Linked DNA regions of Homo sapiens: region 2 is linked to region 1. Evidence: read pairs that join two places in POLR2A ChIA-PET (ENCODE). Cell type or tissue: HepG2. All regions are shown on one strand. Each heading gives the region's core, and the rest is flanking DNA. Links, peaks and the distances in the headings are about the cores only. Region 1 has its middle 7.5 kb from the start of DDX3X. Region 2 overlaps NYX (nyctalopin).

Region 1 (11,021 bases), core at 1,459-9,458:
AACTGGAAAGGTGTGTTGATTTCACAACTCAAGTTCCATGAGCAGCATTGCTACTAGGAACCTCATTTTCCAAAATGATGAACTATTAATAATTTTTAAATAAAACAGTACAATCTTCCTTCAATTGAAACAGTACCTGCATTTGTGGAAAATTCAGGATATATGGAAACTGGGCAAAGATACTTTGTGTTCATATGTAAAACAGTGTTAGTTCTAGGCTTAGATGATAATGAACTAGTTTTTCACCGACATGTGTCCAGTGATTCAATTATTCGCTCTGTGGGACTGACCAGCATCATAGAACATCCTAGCGTGCCTGGCTCCTGCCCACTAAATGCCAGTAGCTCTCGCCAGTCATTGTGACAACCAGAAATACACAGATTTCTACAATGCCCCTTGGAGAGCCACTAGGTTTAATGATATTAGGGTCCCTTCCTGCCCTGAGATTCGTGGATTCTCATGGAGTTTTGGTGAAGGACCTCGGTTTTGTTTCAGTTTCGTTTTCCTATGAACCAGGGTAAACATGAGTCAGGTTCGAAAACTGTGAGTTCCGACAGCTCTTCAAACTGCATATAGCAACAATGGGATGCACTGACTACCCTGGTTCTGGGCTTTGTTTTACTTTTGAGTAGAGCCGAGTACAGGGTACCGCCATGGGAGTACCTAAAAGAATTGAAATATACAGCAGTTCCCTATTTTCAATTAACCCCTGCTCATAGGCATACTTGGTTCAAACCACCAGGGTATTTTGTTAATCAATACGTTATAATTGGAATATCCAATTGGAGAGGAAGCGGGAAAACATACAAAGCTTTGTCTTTAAACACATTCACTTTGAAAAAGAATGATGTGCACACTTGAGGCAGCTAAATAAATGAGCCAACTTTCACAGCACTCCGAATGACTTTTCCGTTTAGCAACATTTGCATATTTTCTCCACATGGCAGTTATTTGCAAATTTTATTTGAAGTGACCTAAAAAAGGGTTAGAAATGGCTGAAACCAGGCCGGCCGCGGTGGCTCACGCCTGCAATCCCAGCACTTTGGGAGGCCGAGGCGGGCGGATCACGAGGTCAGGAGACTGAGACCATCCTGGCTAACACCGTGACACCCCGTCTCTAAAAAAAATACAAAAATTAGCCTGGGCGACAGAGCAAGACTCCGCCCCCCCCCAAAAAAAAAAAAGAAAGAAATGGCTGAAACCAGGGAAATTTTTTTTTGCACGCTCCCTTTCTTAATGTTTCCAGGCATTTTAACTGTTCATATTGAAGCAAATGTACTTCCTGCAACACCGCCCCCTCCCTCCACTTCCACCCCCATTCCTGGAGGTAGCGCAGTGAACCAGAGCCTGGGAATTGCAATTCCTCTAACTACCAGTTCAGCTCCCTGCTTACAGGCACCAGGCAACTCCCTTGACAGTGCCCTGGCTTCCTTATCTATAAAGTTGGAATAAAAGTAGTCTCTGCCTCCAAGAGTGTTTGGGATTCAAGGGCTTGTGCATGAATTGAAAGTGCTCTGCGAGGCAGGGCGTGGTGGATAATGCCTGTAATCCCAGCACTTTGGGAGGCCTAGGCACGCGGGATCACTTGATTCCAGGAGTTACGGCTTGGTGGCGCGCGCCTGTAATCCCAGCTACTCCAGAGGCTGAGGTGGGAGAATCGCTTGAGTCCAGGAGGTGGAGTTTGCAGTGAGCTGAGATTGCGCCACTGCACTCCAGCCTGGGCGACAGAGTGAAACTCGTCTCAAAAAGAAGGCGGGGGTGGGGGGGAGGAGAGGTAGTGTTTAAGATCTTTTTTTTTTTTTTTAAGTGTTTTGCAGGGAGTAAGAGCTTAGTACCAAGTGGCTCTGGATCCACATAACACGTGTCTAGCTCCCCATCCTCTCAACTCCCTTAGTAGAGTAGGTTGCTCTGGGCACTGGGCTCCCACAGTCTCCACTGTTCAAACTTCCACTGTAATTCCGTGTGGTACTGCAGCTGTGTGTGAGCCCACAGAGGACAGGAAATTTGTCACACCTCTCTATGCAGAATGGAGACAGAGATAGACTGAAATCACATTATTGCGATGCACATAAATAATGTGCCCAAGTAACCTAAAACCTGGGACAAAGATAATTAGACTATTCCGAAGCTAGAAGAAAAGGAGTTGTAAAAGGGATTCCAAGAGATAGGTACCTTAAAGCCTTTAGTGAATTTCATGATTGTCAGTCATTTTTCTGCAAGGTCCAGGGGAAGGGCCTCCTGGGTCCAGCTGATCCATACTTTTCTTTAGGGTGGATTTGGAATAAAGTTCAAAGACATAGAACTTCCCTATAATAAGAAGGATAATTATAGGTGTGGAGGTAAATGCAGTTCCGTACTTACTCTCTCTGTTTTTTGTTTTTTGTTTTTGAGACGGAGTCTCGCTCTATCACCCAGGGGCTGGAGTGCCATGGCACGATCTCGGCTCACCGCAATCTCCGCCTCCTGGGTTCAAGCGATTCTCCTGCCCCAGCCTCCCGAGTAGCTGGGATTACAGGCATGCGCCACCACGCCCAGCTAATTTTCTATTTCTAGTAGAGACGGGGTTTCTCCGTGTTGGTCAGGCTGGTCTCGAACTCCCGATCTCAGGTGATCTGCCCGCCTCGGCCTCCCAAAGTGCTGGGATTACAGGCGTGAGCTACCACGCCTGGCCTTAGGCAATTATTATACTCTCAAACAGCAGATCCGGCCTGGAATCTGCTTTCCTTCCTCAAAGAAGACAAGATCAAAAACAAAATTGTATCAAAGGGCATCTTTTCTACCACTAAAATTGCTAAAAATATTTTCAAACAGCAAAGCTCAGTGCATTTCTGCCTTTGTTCATGCAAAGTGACCGAAGACTGAAGTCTTGGAAGTATAGTGAAGGGGGTTGGGTCATATGCCCTCAGGAGGCCGAGCTGCCTCTTAGGTAGTAGGGGCATTTTAAGCAATCACTCTCTCAGGTGATGCAGAACTTAAAGCCTAGCCTTACCTCACAGATAGGGCTGTGGGCTGCATAGCAGTCCTTTGTTGGAATTATATGCTCTGTACTTCAAACCAATTTACTCTCCCCTACACCTTCCTACTTACAGATTATTGCTGTTATTGTCCTACAGACCTTCTTTGATGTCTATTAGAGTTAATCATTTTTAAAGCTTTTAAAACTTTTTCAAGGTTTTTTTTGTTTGTTTGTTTTTTTGAGACAGAGTCTCGCTCTGTCACCCAGGCTGGAGTGCAGTGGCGCGATCTCGGCTCACTCCAAGTTCTGCCTCCCAGGTTCACACCATTCTCCTGCCTCAGCCTCCCAAGTAGCTGGGACTACAGGCGCCCACCACCACGCCCGGCTAATTTTTTGTATTTTTAGTAGAGACGGGTTTTCACCGTGTTAGCCAGGATGGTCTTGATCTCCTGATCTTGTGATCCGCCCACCTCGGCCTCCCAAAGTGCTGGTATTACAGGCGTGAGCCACCGCGCCTGGACCTTTTTCAAGGTTTTAACTTTGAATTATTTAAAGACTTTCTTTTTTTTTTTTTTTTTAAAGAGACAGGGTCTCAATCTGCTGTCCAGGCTGGACTGTAGTGCACTTATAGCTCTCTGCAGCCTCAAACTCATGAGCTAAAGTGGTCCTCCAGCCTCAGCCTCCTAACGTGCTGGGATTACAGGCATGGGCCACCACACTCAGCCCTTTAAAGATATCTTGCTATAACTGTCCAACCCAGTGTCCTCTCAAGAAATACAAACTGAGCACAGTGGTTCATGCCTGTAGTCCTAGCTACTTGGGAGGCTGAGGCTGGAGGATCTCTTTAGCTCAGGAGTTTGAGGCTGCAGAGAGCTATGAGTGCACTACAGTCCAGCCTGGACAGCAGATCGAGGCCCCATCTCTTAAATAAATAAAAATTAAAAAAAAAAAAAAAGAAGAAAGAAAGAAAAAGAAAAACTGGGCCAGGCTTGGTGGCTCACGCCTATAATCTCAGCTTTGGGAGGCCAAGGTGGGAGGATCCATTGAATCTAGAAGTTTGAGACCAGCTTGGGCAACATAGCAAGCTCCCATCTCTACAAAAAATAAAAAATTAGCCAGGTGTAGTGGCATGCACCTGTAGTCCCAGCTACTCAGGAGGCTAAGGCACAGGGTGAGACCCTGTCTCAAAAAAAAAAAAAAAAATTGCCAGGCGCGGTGGCTCACGCCTGCAATCCTACCACTTTGGGAGGCTGAGGCGGGCAGATCACCTGAGGTCAGGAGTTCAAGACCAGCCTGGCCAGCACGGCAAAACCCCGTCTCTACTAAAAATATTAAAAAAAATTAGCCGGGCATGTTGGCGGGCGCCTGTTATCCCAGCTACTCAGGAGGCTGAGCCAGGAGAATCGCTTGAACCTGGGGGGCGGAGGTTGCAGTGAGCCAAGATCACCCCACTTCACTCCAGCCTGGGCAACAAGAGCAAAACTCTATCTCAAAAAACAAACAAACAAACAAAATGGATCATTTGTCCCATAGAACTTTCCAACCTCTCCCCCTCTACCTCACCCTTTGTGTGTCTACCAGAGTTTTCTTCTTGAACACAGTCCTGTTGTGCCATTTCCCTGCTTGAAAACCTCTGACACCTCCCATGGCATTCAAGGTCATTGCAGACCTAGTGCCTATCCAGTCACGATGGCTCCTATCCTCCATGGTTCCCCACCCATCTTGTGCACTTTGCCCCCTTTTACCACCCCACCCCCAGGCTGCACTTTTTGCTCCTCTACTGGACTTCTCACTATTCTCTGAGCATGCTCAGCATCTCCCCACCTCTGCACCTTTGTTCACCACGTCCCTCCCGGCACCTGTGCTTCCACCTTCTAATCCCTGCATACACACTCACTCAGCCAATGACAGTTAATTTTAATGTGTCAACTTGGCTAGGCCACGGTACCCAGATATTTGGTCAAACATCAGTCTAGACGTCACTGTAAATATATTTTTTATTATTTTTTATTTTTTGAGATGGAATCTCGGTCTGTCGCCCAGGCTGGAGTGCAGTGGTGCAATCTTGGCTCACTGCAACGTCCACCTCCCGGGTTCAAGCGATTCTCCTGCCTCAGTCTCCCGAGTAGCTGGGATTACAGGTGTGCACCACCACACCGGCTAATTTTTTTATTTTTAGTAGAGATGGGGTTTCACCATGTTGGCCAGGCTGGTCTCGAACTCCTGACCTCAGGTGATCCACCCGCCTCAACCTCCCAAAGTGCTGGGATTATAGGCATAAGCCACCGCGCCCAGCCATGTAAAGGTATTTTTTAGATGAGACTGATATTTGAATCAGTAGACTGAATAAAGTGGGTTAGCCTCCATATTGCAGGCAGGCCTCATCCAGTCAGCTGATGGCTTTAAAACACTGAGGTCTCCCTAGGAAGAGGGAATTCTGCCTCCAGACTCCCTTTAGACTCAAGACTGCAACATCAACTTTTCCTTGGGTCTCCAGCCTGCAGCTTGTCCTAAAGATTTTGGACTTGCTAACCCCACTATCATGTAAGCCGATTCATTAAATACATACATACTCTCTCTCTTCTCTCTTTCTGTCTCTCTCTCTTTCTCTCTCTTTCTCGCTCTCTCTCTCTCCATACACACACACACATACCCATGCATCCTATTGGTTCTGTTTCTCTGGAAGACCTTGACTAATACAGTCTTTCCTGCTCTGTGCTCCCGTAACCCTCTTTCTATTTCTATCTTTGCCTGTCTTGTATGATATGTAATCAGACACAGGTCGGTTTTTTTTTGTTTTTTTTTTTGAGACAGTCTCACTCTGTCGCCCAGGCTGGAGTGCAGTGGTGCAATCTTGGTTCGCTGCGACCTTTGCCTGACGGGTTCAAGCAATTCTCCTGCCTCAGCCACCCGAGTAGCTGGGATTACAGGCGTGCACCACCACACCCGCCTGATTTTTGTATTCTTAGTAGAGATGGGATTTCACCATGTTGGCCAGGCTGGTCTCAAACTCCTGGCCCCTTGTGATCCTCCCGCCTCAGCCTCCCAAAGTGCTGAGATTACAGGCATGAGCCACTGCGCCTGGCCCACAGGTCAGTTTCCTCCACAGCTACACGTTTACTGAGGGCAGACCATTTCTCCTTGTCTGCACATCTCCATGGAGCCTAGTGCCTTTTTTTTTTTTTTTTTAAGAGACAGGATCTCACTCTGTCACCCATACCGGAGTTGCAGTGGCATGATCATAGCTCATTGCAGCCTGGAACTCCTGGACTCAAGTGATTCTCCTGCCTCAGTCTCCTGAGTAGCTAGGACCACAGAGGTGCACCACCGTGACTGGCTAGGTTTTTAAATTTTTTTTTGTAGAAACGGGGTCTCACTATGTTGCCTAGGCTGGTCTTGAACTCCTGGGCTCAAGCGATCCTCCCATCTCGGCCCCTCAAAGTGCTGGGATTATAGGCATGAACCACCTTGCCTGGCCTCTTAAAGGTCCTGCTCCACCAAGAAAGGAGACGGCCCAAAGCACAGGCAGGAGAACTAGGGAAATGGAGAGCTTGAACAGCATCAAGGGAGAAGGAGCCAACCCAGAAAGGAAACACATGGCAGGGGTTACCAATGCAGATGTCTCCAGGGCTGGGCAGGTCATGTGGATGGAGGAGGCAGCAGAGAACAGATGAGGGTGGGATGGGGTGATCGGCATGGGTGCCCCATGAAGGGCCAGCCCCTTATTTCCCTATGGGAATATAGGCACAGTGATGCCAGCTTTTTCAAGAGAGGCTGGAAATCCAGATTTTTGTGTGAAATGTCCCAATTTGTAACTGTTGGCAGCTAATTCTGATTATTTCAGTGTACTGTTTGTGTCTAGAAGGCTTCAGGGCTACTGGTACTGTTCTGTTTTTCAGCCGGGTTGATGGGTAGATGAGTGTTTGGTTTTCCTGTATTTTTCTTGCCTTATAGAAATATAAATATCAGCTGGGTGTGGTGGCTCACACCTGTAATCCCAGCACTTTGGGAGGCCAAGGTGGGTGGATCACCTGAGGTCAGGAGTTCAAGACCAGCCTGGCCAACATGGTGAAACCTCGTCTCTACTAAAAATCCAAAAATTAGCCACGTGTGCTGGCACATGCCTGTAATCCCAGCTACTTGGGAGACTGAGGCAGGAGAATTGCTTGAACCCCGGGTTGGGGGTGGAGGTTGCAGTGAGCCGAGATTGCGCCACTGCACTCCAGCATGGGTGAAAGAGCAAAACTCCATCTCAAAAAAAAAAAAAAGAAAGAAAGAAAAAGAAATATTATAAATATCATTTCTTATGTATTCAAAATTAAGTTGAGAACTCTTGAAACCCTTTCTGTGAGTTCAGTTTCGCTGGCAGACCACCCGTTTGCATCCCCGCTGTGCATTAGTTTGTTGTTTTGCATTGCTTGTTGATTAAATGAGGTTTGTGGCTGTACACCTTCACTTGAATATTAATCAGTTAAGTGTTACTTTGTGCTGAAAATAGAAAAAGTCAGCGATGCTGTTTCTTCTACAAGAATTGTTCTGTGAAAGGAAAAATGTTGCAGCTCACCAACTGCCACCCACTCTTTCCTCTCTGGAATATTTTTGAACCTATCATGTGTTACCTTTCACACAACTTGATATTGAATATAAGAAGAAATATTAATCATTTTGCATAAACCAGAGTCTGGCTTCAAACATATACATGATTTTGATAAAGTCTGTGTGTGTGTATATGAAGGCACAATTTGCATCTCAGAATCTAAGAGACATCTAAATACTGGCATCAAGGATATATAGCTGTCTTTGGTTCCAAAGTTGTCCAGCATATATTTTGAATGAAGCAACCATGAGTCACTTGCAGCCTGGAACAAGTTACTTCACCATTCTGTGCCTCAATTTCCTCACTTACAAGTTTCTAGGCTGGGTGCGGTGGCTCACACCTGTAATCCCAGCACTTTGGGAGGCTGAGGTGGGAGGATCACTTGAGCCTGGGAGTTCGAGCGGGCAACAAAGTGAGACCTCATCTCTATAAAAAATAATAATAATAAAATAAATAAATAAATAAAATACATTTCTACATATGGGTGATACATTATTTTATCTAGGTGGCAGAAGTAAACCACGGAAGAGGAAAGTACCAAATCAAATCAAATTATTTTACTTATTCAAGAGATGTTTATTGGATAAGTGTGGTGGCTTACGCCTATAATCCCAGCACTTTGGGAGGCTGAGGCAGGTGGATCACCTGAGGCCAGGAGTTTGAGACCAGCCTGGCCAACATGGTGAAACCCCATCTCTACTAAAACTACAAAAAGTATTAGCTGGGTGTGGTGGCATGCACCTGTAATCCCAGGTACTCGGGAGGCTAAGGCAGGGGAATCGCTTGAACCCGGGAGGTGGAGGTGGCAGTGAGCCAAGATTGCGCCACTGCACTCCAGCTTGGGTGACAGAGTAAGACTCCATCTCAAAAAAAAAAAAAAAAAAAAGAGACGTTTATTGAACACCATGCTAAGTAAGGGCTCTGGGGAAGACAAAGAAGTTTAGGACATGGCCTCTGCTGTCATGGAATTGGAGACACAAGACACATGCACAAAAAGATTGTGACACAACATGAGGCAGTATGTAGTGCCAGTCATCTAGACTGTGAGCTCCTCTACGGTGGGGCCTGCATTCTATTCATCTTTGTAAATGTGGAACAAATGAATGAATAGTACCAAAAGCACAGTAGCTGTTCTAAGGAGAAAAATGCCATCATGGACTCGAAAGTTCATGAAGTGGTCCTTCCTGTGGCTGACATCATCGGGAGATTTGCTTTCCTTTTCTCCGAAAGGAGAGGAAATTGGAACTGAGTGGCCCATGATGGAAAGGGGAAGTCTAGGGGAACAGGAAGCCCCTGGGTGAAGGCAGAGGCTAACATGGGGTTCAGAGCGACCGTGGCCGTCGGCCTGACCATCTTTGTGCTGTCTGTCGTCACTATCATCATCTGCTTCACCTGCTCCTGCTGCTCCCTCTACAAGATGTGCCGCTGACCATGTCCAGTTGTGAGCACCACCACGCCCACCACTGTGGTGCATGCCCCTTACCCTCAGCCTCCAAGTGTGCCACCTAGCTACCCTGGACTACCAGGGCTACCACCCCATGCCCCCCCCAAGCCAGGAATGCCAGCAGCATCCTACCCAGTGCAGTACCCATCACCTTACCCGGCCCAGCCCATGGGCCCGCCGGCCTACTTCGAGACCCTGGCTGGAGGAGCAGCCACGCCCTACCCCACCAGCCAGCCTCCTTCCAACCCAGACTACATGGATGCCCCGAAGGCGGCCCCCTGAGCATGCCCTGGCCTCTCTGGCTGCCACTTGGTCATGTCATGTGTGTGTGAGTGGTGTGCAGGCACGGTTCCTTATGCCCCGTGTGTGCTATGTGTGTCCTGTCTGTATACGTGGCTTCCTCTGATGCCGACTAGGTGGGGAGTGATCCTTGCCAGCAGAGTGGGTTGGGACCAGACTTTGTTATCTTCCTCACCTGAAATTATGCTTCCTAAAATCTCAAGCCAAACTCGAAGAATGGGGTGGTGGGGGCACCCTGGGAGGTGGCCCCTGAGAGGTGGAGGGCTCTCCAGGGCACATCTGGAGTTCTTTTCCAGCTTCCCCTAGGGTGACGGAGTGTGGCCTGTCACACTAGGATGGCGCAGCTTTCTGTGAGTATGATACAGATGTGTCCTGATTTCAGCAGCGTAGCCAGCTGCCACTTGAGGCCATGGCTTGTCCCCAGAGTTGGGGGTACCCTTCGCAGAGCCAGAGACATAATGTAGGTAAAGCTTGGGATCTGACCAAATTGGGCTTTGATCCTTTGGGCCGATGTCCCATTGCTCCCTGGAGCCTGTGTCATGCCCATTGGGGGTCAGGCAGCCTCCTGATGCCAGAACACCTCAGGCAGAGCCCTACTCATCTGAGAGCTGTCTGCCTGGACTGTTCCTGTCCCTGCATCCTCCCTGGGACCACTTGGAGGACCACATCCACACCCAGCCTAGCTGCCCACAGGGAGCTCTCCTGCCCTTGCTGGCCCTGCCCTTCCCACAGGTGAGCAGGGCGGCCTGTCCACCAGCACACTCAAGCCTCTTCCCTGCAGTGTTTTCATTTTATTTTAGCCAAACATTTTGCCTATTTTCTGTTTTTGTTTTTGAGACAGAGTCGCTGTGTTGCCCAGGCTGGAGTGCAGTGGCATGATCTCGGCTCACCGCAACCTCTGCCTCCCAGGTTCAAGTGATCCTCCTGCCTCAGCCCCCCTAGTAGCTGGGATTACAGGCATGTGCCACCATGCCCGGCTAATTTTTTTTTTAGTAGAGATGGGGTTTTGCCATGATGGCCAAGCTGGTCTCGAACTCCTGACCTCAGGTGATCCACCCACCTCGGCCTCCCAAAGTGGTGGGACTACAGGCATGTTTTCTGTTTTAAAACATGATAGTTGATGTGAGACTGAAACCCCTGGGTTGTGGAGGGAAATTGGCCCGGAGGAGAGGAATAACCTGGCTAATGTGAGAGTTCCTGCTTCCCCTGACACCGGCTTCATGGAATATGCAACTCCTGTACCCCAGTCCAATGTGTTCTGGCAGCAGGGACACCTGGGCCAAGGGGCTGTCTGGACCAAAGGTGGGGTGTGGGGCCCTGGATGGCAGCTCTGGCCCAGACATCAATACCTCGGTGTTCCCCGTCCCTCTGTTACTGTTTCACCAGAGCTGTCTCATGGAGGGAAAATTGACAAGACAAGGTCCTGATTAGAGATGGGGCTGGAAAGCATTCTCAGGTTTTGAGGCTCAAGTATTTACTGCAATGAAAATGTAAGGGCCGGGCGCGGTGTCTCATGCCTGTAATCCCAGCACTTTGGGAGGCCAAGGCAGGAGGATCACCTGAGGTCAGGAGTTCGAGACCAGCCTGACCAACATGGTGAAACCCCATCTCTACTAAAAATACAAAAATTAGCCAGACGTGGTGGCAGGCGCCTGTAATTCCAGCTACTAGAGAGGCTGAGGAAGGAGAATTGCTTGAACCTCGGAGTTGGAGGTTGCAGTGAG
Region 2 (11,021 bases), core at 81-8,080, 140 kb before region 1:
CCGGTTACCTTAATCAGCAAAACCCAGCTGCAATCCCTGCAGCTGACCCCGTTCTAAACTCCCTCCTGCCTGTACCACCACTTGTGTGCTCCTAGTGTGGCAGGCCAGGACTCACTAATGCAGGCCTCCATAACTACTGTTTCGGCACTGACTGAATGGTTAAGTTAAATATTAAAAGCTGACCGGTCGCAGTGGCTCACGCCTGTAATCCCAGCACTTTGGGAGGCCGAGGCGGGCAGATCACCTGAGCTCAGGAGTTCACACCAGCCTGAGCAACATGGTGAAACTCCGTCTCTACTAAAAATACAAAAATTAGCCGGGCGTGGTGACGGGCTCCTGTAATCCCACCTACTTGGGAGGCTGAAGCACGAGAATCCCTTGAACCCGGGAGGCGGAGGTTCCAGTGAGCTGAGATCACGCCACAGCACTCTAGCCTGGGCGACAGAGTGAGACTCCATATCAAAAATAAATAAATAAATAAATAAATTTGCCCGTGACACGTGGGTTGGTGGCGGTGGCGCAGGCGGAACCCAGGCTCCGCGGCTCGGGGCCTGCCCTGGCCTCTACTGCGGGGTGCCGGCGGAAGTGGGGGCGCGCACAGTAGCCACGGACCTCGCCAAGACAATGCAGGCTCCAGTGACCTTTCCTGTGCCTGTGCTCCGGCTGCCCCGAGGCCCTGATGGTCTCAGCCGTGGCTTTGCCCCTGATGGACGCAGAGCCCCCCTGTAGTCAGAGGTTCTTGAAATCCAGGAGTGTTCCATAGCTCAAGAATCCTTGGAATCCCAGAAGCAGCGGGCCCGAGCCGCCCTTCGGGATCGTTACCTCCGCGGCCTGCTGGCCATGGTGAGTCATCAGGTGAGCTTCACATTGCACGAGGGTGTGCGTGTGGCCACCCACTTTGGAGCCACCGACATGGATGTGGCCAACTTCTATGTGTCACAGCTACAGACTCCCATAGGTGTGCAAGCAGAGGCGCTGCTCCGATGTAGTGACATTATTTCGTATACCTTCAAGCCATAAAGATATTGTTCACCTTTTTGCTTGAGGCTAAGCCACTGTATCCCAGGCCTCCCAATGTTCCCGAGCCAGGAACTCTGGGCTCCATGGAGTTATGAGCTCCCTTGGAATTTTGAGCCAAGCTTTAAGGAAGTCTGGACTCCTGAGACCTCCTGAGTCTAGTCAGTAAAATTCTGCAACTCTAAGAATTCTAAGATCCCATTGGAAGGAATGCTCTACCTCACAGAACTCTGAACTCTACGGAAATATGGGCCTGATGCCATTGCCTGAATACCAGGGCATCGGAGTGTGGTGATAAAGGAGGACAAACTGCACAGGGGGAAGTTGTTTATTAAAGAGGTTGCAAAGTTCAGCCACCCTGAAGATACTCCCCAGTGCTCCCCTCTTGCTAAAGAACCAGTTACCCCAGGGGAAAAAAAAAAAAAAATACATATATATATATACACCAGTGCCCTTATACAAAGGCTGGAAGGTAACAAAAGCCCACCAAGAGTTTTGCCCAAGCCTTTCCTGGGCCTTAAAGCATGACAAGATTATGAAATAATTCTTAACAGGACCCATTTAGGATTAAACAAGTTTTACTGGGGGTCTAAACTCCCCAGACCTCCACAGACAAGTTTATTGGGGGTCTGGAGGAACTCCCCAAACCTCCATGATTTAGCAGGAGACAAAATAAGGGTAATCACCCCAGCACCTGGACCCATCTAGATTAAGTAAATTTACTGAGGCTCCAGAGGAAGGTCTTCAGGACTCAGACCTTAGTTATAGATTAAAAGAAGTTAATCACATGTCTTTAGATGAATGCACACTTACACGTAGACATGTAGCTTAGAAGGTATATAAACTCTGGGCCAGGTGCGGTGGCTCACGCCTGTAATCCCAACACTTCGAGAGGCCGAGGTGGGCAGATCACCTGAGGTGAGGAGTTAAAGACTAGCCTGGCCAACATGGTGAAACCCCGTCTCTACTAAAAATACAAAAATTAGCCGGGCATGGTGGTGGGCACCTGTAATCCCAACTGCTCAGAAGGCTGAGGCAGGAGAATTGCTTGAACCCAGAAAGCGGAGGTTGCAGTGAGCTGAGATAGTGCCATTGCACTCCAGCCTGGGTGAAAAGAGTGAAACTCCATCCCCCCCCTCCAAAAAAAGAAGGTATATAAGCTCTGGAAAAGTTCGTAATTTTGAGTTGGTCTAGAGATATTTTCCAGGCCTTTTCCCTGTAACCAGTTACAGAAATAAAAAACTCCCTCCTTTCCCAGTTCATCTGCATCTCATTATTGGGCCGTGAGAAATAGCAGCCCCACCCTCAGTTTGGTCGGGGAACACTAGAATGTGGCCTTGAGGGTTTGTTGTCTGCAGGCCCTGGGGGATCTCCGAGGACATCGCTGTGGCCTTCACCCTAGATCTGCGCTGCCCAATACAGTAGCCACTAGCCCCGTGGGCTACTGAGCATTTGAAATGTGGCCAACCCAAATTGAGATGTGCTATGCATATAGAAGACACACCAGATTTCAAAGACTTAAAAAGAGTAAAATACTGCATCAATGATTTTTTTTTTTTTTTTTTTGAGACAGAGTCCTCACTCTGTCGCCAGGCTGGAGTGCAATGGCGCTAATCTCGGCCCACTGCAACCTCCGCCTCCCAGGTTCAAGTGATTCTTCTGCCTCAGCCACCCGAGTAGCTGGGATTACAGGCATGTGCCACCACACCCGGCTAATTTTTGTATTTTTAGTAGAGATAGGGTTTTGCCATATTGGCCAGGCTGGTCTCAAACTCCTGACCTCAGTTGATCCGCCCACCTTGGCCTCCCAAAGTGCTGGGATTACAGGTGTGAGCCACCACACCCAGCTGCATCAATGATTTTTATACTGATTACATGTTACAATGGTATTTTAGATATATTGGGTTAAATAAAATATTAAAATTAATGTTAACTGTTTCTTTTTACGTTTTTTAATGTGACTACTCAGAATTTTTAAACATGCGGCTTGTGTTATATTTCTGTTGGTGCTACTATAGTTCCTCTCACCAGAAGAATTCAATTCCTGAACACCCCCATTGAGTAAATTATGCCTCAAGGAGGAGGGAGAATTAGGGAGCAGGAGATTGGGAATGAAAGAAAAGCCTGTCAATCAATTTTTTTTTTCTGTAACAGTCACTAAAATTAAGCCAAAAGGACAGCATACTAAATAAAATCAATGACCTTCTTGCACATCTCAAAAGAATTAATTATAGACACGCTGCAGTTAAGTTCCATTCACCAGTCCTTGCCTGCTAGAAACTTTTTTACATCATCATGGGAGAGTAAGTTGCTTATAAATTACTTTCATTTTGAGCATTTGAATGGAGGATCAGATAAAGACTTCAAAAGCCCACAAGTAGGCTTGCCACCTGCAGCAAAGTAGAATGTCATGAGGCTGGGCACAGTGGCTCATGCCTGTAATCCCAGCACTTTGGGAGGCAGAGGCGGGTGGATCACCTAAGGTCAGGTGTTCGAGACTAGCCTGGCCAACATGGTGAAACCCTGTCTCTACTAAAAGTACAAAAATTAGCCGGGTGTGGTGGCATGCACCTATAATCCCAGCTACTCGGGAGGCTGAAGCAGGAGAATTGCTTGAACCCAGGAGGCAAAGGTTGCAGTGAGCCGAGATTGCACCACTACACTCTAGCCTGGGTGACAGAGTGAGACTCCGTCTCAAAAAAAAAAAAAAAAAGTAGAATGTCATCGTGGCCTGCTACCCTGTGGAAGCCAGAGGCCCCAAGCCCAATCTTGAGGACCAATGGAAAAGACAGCATGGTAGATGCACAATGTTTATTTCATGGTCAGGGGCAGCTCTATCTGAAATTCCTGTAGGAGAGCAAACGGTACCCAGATGTAAATATGCCCACCGATTCATAATTTCTACCCCTCCTCATCAGTACTCCCGAATTCCTAGCAAATACCCCTGGCCTGCCACTCACATCCTCCCATTCTGTACACATTACCCGGCCTTGCCTACCCAAGTCCCTGCAGGAACCTGAAGATGTGGCCCCAAAAGGGATATGTAGAATACACTTGCTGCCACCTCTGTAGCTCTGCTTGGTTTCCAGTGTCTTTTCAGGTCATCTGTTATGGACACTCCATGTTTTCTAAGCAGCTGAGAAGTGGATCCAGCCCTCTCAGACACAGCTGAAGAGCACTCAGGCCTTTGAACAGCCCCTCAGTTGTAAACTGGAGCCACTTCAACATTCTGATGTTGAGGATGCCTGACTTAGCTTTTCCATCTCCCTAAAAACTGAGATAGACACCAAGCTTCCAGCAAGGTTCTTGGGCTCTGTGCTGAGCCTGGCTGTAAACAGGGCTGCTGCTGGGCTGGGGAGACACCCTGCTAGGGAGACAGGGCCAAGAATATAACCTTAACTGCAGGCCTCAGCTGGAAAGAGGCAGAACCTTTTTCTATCAACCCTTCCAACTAGGTCAAGTATCAGGCATCAGGTTTCTTTACAAATAGTCCTTCATTCTACTCTCTTCTTTCTAATTAAGGAAAGTACACTCAGTCATATGACTCATGTTTATACCCCACAATAGCTAACACTGTTCCAGGCGCACTGTATGGCTCAATAAACGTTTGTAGAATTAAATGATGCCTTCCTATGCAAGGATTCCTCCATTTATTTTAAAAATTGTTTGCTGGCCAGGCATGGTGCTCATGCCTGCAATCCCAGCACTTTGGGAGGCCAAGGCGTGCAGATCACTGGAGTCAGAAGTTCAAGACCAGCCTGGCCAACATGGTGAAACCCCATCTCTACTAAAAATACAAAAATTAGCCAGGTGTGGTGGCGCGTGCCTGTAGTCCCAGCTACTCTGGAGGCTGAGGCATAAGAATCACTTGAACCAGGGAGGCAGAGGTTGCAGTGAGCTGAGATCACACTACTGCACTCCAGCCCAGGCAACAGAGCGAGACTCTGTCTCAAAAAAAAAAAAAAAAAAATTATTTGTCAAGGAACTCCTGGGATTACAACAGTCAGGATACAACCAATTTGTATAATGCAAGAGATCAGAAAGGTAGCTGCCTATGTTTAAAAAACATATATGAGAAGAGTGAGACTGAAGCTTCTCAATGTACACTGCTTTTAGCCTTTAACATTTTGAACCATGTGGCTATGTTACCTATTTCAAAAAATAGATTAGAGTTTAAACTTTAATTAAACACTCAAGAAATTGTCACTATTAGAGACTTATTTTTAGCCTCTGAAACTTTGATAGCCATTAGGAGCAATAACTAATTTACTGGATTATTTAGTGACATTTAAATTAAGTCAAGGCCGGGTACAGTGGCTCACACCTGTAATCCCAGCACTTTGTGAGGCTATGGCAGGAGGATCGCTTGAGCCCAGGAGTTTCAGACCAGCCTGGGCAATATAGTGAGACCCCTATCTCTATAAAAAATAAAAAAATTAGCCATGCACAGTGGTGTGCACCTGTAGTCCCAGCTACTCAGGAGGCTGAGGCAGGAAGATTACTTGAGCCCAGGAGTTCAAGATTACAGTGAGCTATGATTGGACCACTGAACTCCAGCCTGGACAACAGAGCAAGACCTTGTCCTCCCAAAAAATAATAAATTAAGTCTCCAGGCGCGGTGGCTCATGACTGTAATTCCAGCACTTTGGGAGGCAGAGGCAGACAGATCACCTGAGGTCAGGAGTTCGAGACCAGCCTGGCCAACATGGTGAAACCCCGTCTCTACTAAAAATACAAAAATTAGCCAGACGCAGTGGCACACGCCTGTAATCCCAGCTACTCAGGAGGCTGACGCACAAGAATCGCTTGAACCCGGGAGGCAGAGGTTGCAGTGAGCCAAGATCATGCCACTGTACTCCAGCCTGAGTGACACAGTGAGACTCCATCTAAAATAATAAATAATAAATAATAATAATAATAAATTAAGTCAAGTAAATTCTCAGAACTGACAGCAAAACTGTATTGGTTTGTTCAGTATAAAGACTAAGTACATGTTTAGTGAGCCAGAAAAGCAAGGCACCAAAAAAAAATTCTTTTAATAATAATATATGTGGATGAGTTCTACTGCAATCATGGCAGAGTAGCTTCTATCAGACTAACATTCCCACTGCTATCTATGGTAGACTCTGGACAAAATTTTTTTAAAAAAATTGTTTTAGCTGGGCGTGGTGGCTCACACCTGTAATCCCAGCACTTTGGGAGGCCGAGGTGGGTGGATCACCGGAGGTCAGGAGTTCGAGACCAGTCTGGCCAACATGGCGAAACCCTGCCTCTACTAAAACTACAAACAAACAAAAATTAGCCTGGCATGGTGGCAGGCACCTGTAATCCCAGCTACTTAGGAGGCTGAAGCAAGCAAATCTCTTGAACTCGTGAGGCGGAGGTTGCAGTGAGCCAAGATCACACCATTGCACTCCAGCCTGGGCAACAAGAGCGAAAATTCATCTCAAAAAAAAAAAAAAAAAAAAAAAAAGACCAGTCTGGCCAACATGGCGAAACCCTGTCTCTACTAAAACTACAAAAAAAAAAAAAAATTAGCCAGGCATGGTGGCGGGCACCTGTAATCCCAGCTACTCGAGAGGCTGAGGCAGGAAAATTGCTTGAACCTGGGAGGCAGAGGTTGCAGTGAGCCAGGTTCACGCCATTACACTCCAGCCTGGGCTACAAGAGCGAAACTCTGTCTCAAAAAAAAAAAAAAATTGTTTTAAAGCACCAGGGAACAACCAAAACAGGCAATCAGAGTCGATGCAACCCTTCAAAGAAGAGACACAAACTAGGTGAGATGTGCATCTAACTGATTTTTCCTCTCAGGATTTTTTTTTTATTTTTTATTTTTTTAGACAGGGTCTCTTCTCTCCGTTGCCCAGGCTGGAGTGCGGTGGTGCAATCTCGGTTCACCACAGTCTTGACCTCCCTGGGCTTGGGTAATCCTCCCACCTCAGCCTCCCAAGTAGCTGGGACTACAAGTATGTACCACCATGCCCAGCTAATTTTATGTAGACAAGGTATCACTATGTTGCCGAGGCTGGTCTTGAACTCCTGACCTCAAGAGATCCTCCTGCCTCGGCCTCCCAAAGTGCTGGGATCACAGGCGTGAGCCTCTGGGCCCGGCTCTCTCAGGGCAATTTCAAGTCCACACAGCACATGGTGAGTGAAGCTAAAGCAGAAAGCAAGCTGACAGCTTAGAGGTCAGCATTTATAGCTGCCACAGTGGCTGGAAATTGAGGAGGGAAAACATGGAAAAAGGGAGCCTCAAAAGAGGAGCCACAAAGTTAGTATACAGGTTCCCCTTATGTCCTTGGCTGAGTTCTGAAGGGCATATGTGTGGGATGACTCCAGGGAGCCCAAGGGGAAAGCAAGAACTAAACACCAAAAGACCTAAACAGAGATTTTAGCAATTGCCCAGTGACAGGAGGCAGTTTAAGAGTTCAAGGTCCCAGCTGGGCGTGGTGGTTCACGCCTGTAATCCCAGCACTTTGGGAAGGCGAGGCAGGCAGATCACTTGAGGTCAGGAGTTCGAGACCAGCCAACATGGTAAAACCTCATCTTTACTAAAAATACAAAAAAAAAAAAAAAATAGCTGGGTGTGGTGACAGGCACCTGTAGTCCCAGCTACTCGGGGGGCAGGTAGCTGGGACTACAGGTGGAGGTTGCAGTGAGCTGAGATCATGCCACTGCACTCCAGCCTGGGCAACAGAGCAAGGCTCTATCTTAAAAAAAAAAAAAAAAGAGTTCAAGGTCTGCCAAGTTAGAGGAGCTTGTCAAATACCTTGAGCTTTCCACTGAAACCCCAAAGGACCATGCCTCAGGAGTGAAGACCATTTCCCAGGACTAAAGGCAAAACTCAAGTAGTCCTACCCTTAAAAAGCCTAAAACCAAGGCTTTCAGGGAACAAGGTGATCTGCCAGTAATTTAACTGAATGCCAGAACAAAATTCTACACTCTTCAACAGAAGACAAGAGAATCCAGAGTTTCTACCACTGGCTCCGCAGTATCCAGTGTACAACCAAATACTAGTAGACATGTGAAGAAGCAGCAAACATGACACTTGTCAAGAAGGAAAAAAAAAACAGCAGAAGCAGATTCAGACAGCCCACATGTTGGAATTACCAAGCAAAGATTTGCTATAAATATGTTAAGGAATTTACAGGAAAAGATAGGGATCATGGGCAAAGACATGGGGAATCTGAATTTTAGAAGAGGTATGGAAACTCTAAAAAGGAACCCAGTAGAAATCTTAGTACTGAAACAATAGCTGAAATTTTAAAAATTATTGAATAAGATAAATAGCAGATTAGACACTGCAGAAGAAAATCTTCATAAACTTGAAGAGAGGCGAGTAGTTATTAACCAAAGTGAAGCACAGAGAGAAAATAAAAAGAAGACTGGGGGAAAAATTATCAGAGCCTCAATGACCTGTGGAACAATATCAAGCAATTAGACTAATATACATGTATGTGGAGTCTCAGAGGAGAGAAGATACAGAATATGGCTAAAAGATAGTTGATGACAGTTTCCAAATTTGATTAAAACAAGAAGCTTAGCAAGCCCCAAGTAACATAAAACACACACACACACACACACACACACGCACGGCCCATCATAGCCAAAGATAGAAAATTCTTAAAAGTATCCAAAACAAAAAGACATATTACATAGAGTAAAAAACAGTAAAAGATAATCACAGTTATGGTCTGAATGTTTATGTCCGCCTTCCAAATTTATGTGTTGAAATCCTAACCCCCAAAGTGATGGTATTAGGAGATGGAGACTTTGAGAGGTACTTAGGTCAGGAGAGTGGATGATCAAGAATGGGATTAGTGGCTGGGCACAGTGGCCCATGCCTGTAATCCTAGCACTTTTGGAGGCCGAGGTGGGTGGATCGCTTGAGCCCAGGAGTTTGAGACCAGCCTGGGCAACATGGCAAAACCCTGTCTCTACACAAAAATTAACTATGTGTGGTGGCATGTGCCTGTAATCCCAGCTACTTGGGAGGCTGAGGTGGGAGGATCGCTTAAGCCCAGGAGACAGAGGTTGCAGTAAGTGGAGATCATGCCACTGAATTCCTGCCTGGGCCACAGAGCCAGACCTTGTTTTAAAAAAAAAAAAAAAGAATGGGATTAGTGCTCTTTAAGCGCTGAATGAAAAGCAAAATTTGGCAACCTAGAATTCTCTCTCTCTCCAGTAAAAATATCTTCAGAAATGAAGGGCAATAGAGATATTTTCAGGTAAACAAAATCTGAGAAAATTCTTCTCCAGCAGATCTTCTGCACAGGAAATGAAGACATTCTTCAGTCTGAAAGAAAATGCTGGTAGATGAAAATTAGGTCTACAAGAAGGAATAAAGAGCGATGGAAATGGTAAGTATGTTACTAAATATAAAAGACTACTGGCCGGCACGGTGGCTCACCCCTGTAATCCCAGCACTTTGGGAGGCCGATGGGGGGGTGGATCACCTGAGGTCAGGAGTTCAAGACCAGCCTGGCCAACATGATGAGACCCTGTCTCTACTAAAAATACAAAAAATTAGCCAGGCATTGGGCTGGACGTGGTGGCTCATGCCTGTAATCCCAGCACGTTGGGAGGCCGAGGCGGGCAGATCACTAGGTCAAGAGATCTAGACTATCCTGGCCAACATGGTGAAACCCCGTCTCTACTAAAAATACAAAAATTAGCTGGGTGTGGTGGCGCACACCTGTAGTCCCAGCCACTCGGGAGGCTGAGGCAGGAGAATCGCTTGAACCCAGGAGGCAGAGGTTGCAGTGAGCCGAGATTGCGCCACTGCACTCCAGCCTGGGCAACAAGAGCAAAACTCCGTCTCAGAAAAAAAAAAAAAAAGAGACTACTATTTCTCACCTTAATTGCTTAAAAGACAAGTGACTATTTAAAACAAAAATAACAATGTATTGTGGAGTTTAAAACACGTAAATGAAAACTATGACAACAATTACATGAAGGATGAGAAGGGAGGTGAATTGAATTGTACTCTCATAAGGATCTTACATTATACTTGAAGCAATACAAGATTAATTCAAGGTAGACCACGACAAGGATGCATAGTGTAATCCCTGGAAAGTAAAAAGAATCTCAACACCTACCTCACACCATACGCAAAATTCATTTTAGATGGACCGTAAACCTAAATGTAAAAGCTAAAACTTACAAAGCTTCGTGGAGATAACACAGGAGAGTATCTTTGTTACCTAGAGGTAGGTGAAGATTTCTTGGGACAAAAAAAAAGAGAGAGAGAAGAAGAAAAAGCAATAACCATAAAATTAAAAATAATAATAATAAACTAGACTTCATCAAAATTTAAAACTTCTTCTCTTTCAAAGACACTGCAAAGTAAATGAAAAGACGGGCAATAGACTGTGAGAAAATATTTGTAAGTCACATATCTCATTAAAGACTTGTATTTAAAATATATGAAGAACTCCCAAAACTCAATAAGAAAATAATCCAATTAATAAATGGGCAAAATATTTGCAGAAACATTTCACCAAAAAAAGATAGACAGAAGATAAATAAGCACATGAAAAGATGCTCAACATCATTAGTTGTTAGGGAGATACAAATTAAAGTAGCCACCTATTAGAATGGCTAAAATTAGAAAGACTGGCCATACTATAAGAAGACAGCAGCCTGCAGCCCAGGAAAGAGCCATCACCAGAACCCAACCATGCTGGCACCCCAATCTTGGACTTCCAGCCTCCAGAATTGTGATAAATACATTTCTGTTGCTTATAAGCCACCCAGTTTATGGAACTTTGATACAATAGCCTGAAGGGACTAAAACAGGTGCCAAGTGTTGGAGAACATGTGGAACAGGTGGGACTGTCTTACACTGCCGGTGGAATGTAAAATGGGACTTCCAAATTGGAAACAATGAGGTTGTTTCTTTAAAAGTTAAACATATGCCTACCTTATAATCCAGCCATTCTACTCCTAGGGAAATAAAAGCGTATGTCTATACAAAGACTTTGGCAGCTTTATTCTTAATAGCC

The links. ChIA-PET counts read pairs that join two places held together with the same protein. Peaks named below come from ENCODE experiments on the same cell type or tissue, not always from the same donor. Only the 100,000 strongest peaks of a DNase experiment are listed, where the experiment ranks them.
Region 2: POLR2A ChIA-PET joins it to region 1 with 7 read pairs; 6 of 35 experiments call an interaction of 5 or more read pairs at or near these places.

The regions. Positions count from the first base shown.
Region 1 is chrX:41,321,183-41,332,203 of GRCh38, reverse strand. It overlaps the pseudogene SHISA5P1. Among named protein-coding and RNA genes, the nearest start is that of DDX3X, 7.5 kb to the left of the region's middle. RefSeq lists an enhancer at 4,514-4,808 and a silencer at 4,514-4,808. In HepG2, for the core only: a CTCF peak has its summit at 1,625; DNase peaks (open chromatin) are centred at 1,603 and 4,633; H3K4me3 peaks cover 133 bases.
Region 2 is chrX:41,462,257-41,473,277 of GRCh38, reverse strand. All of the region lies in intron 2 of NYX (nyctalopin), which reads right to left. It also overlaps the pseudogene GEMIN7P1. Among named protein-coding and RNA genes, the nearest start is that of NYX, 20 kb to the right of the region's middle. In HepG2, for the core only: no CTCF peak of the experiment used is centred there; no DNase peak of the experiment used is centred there.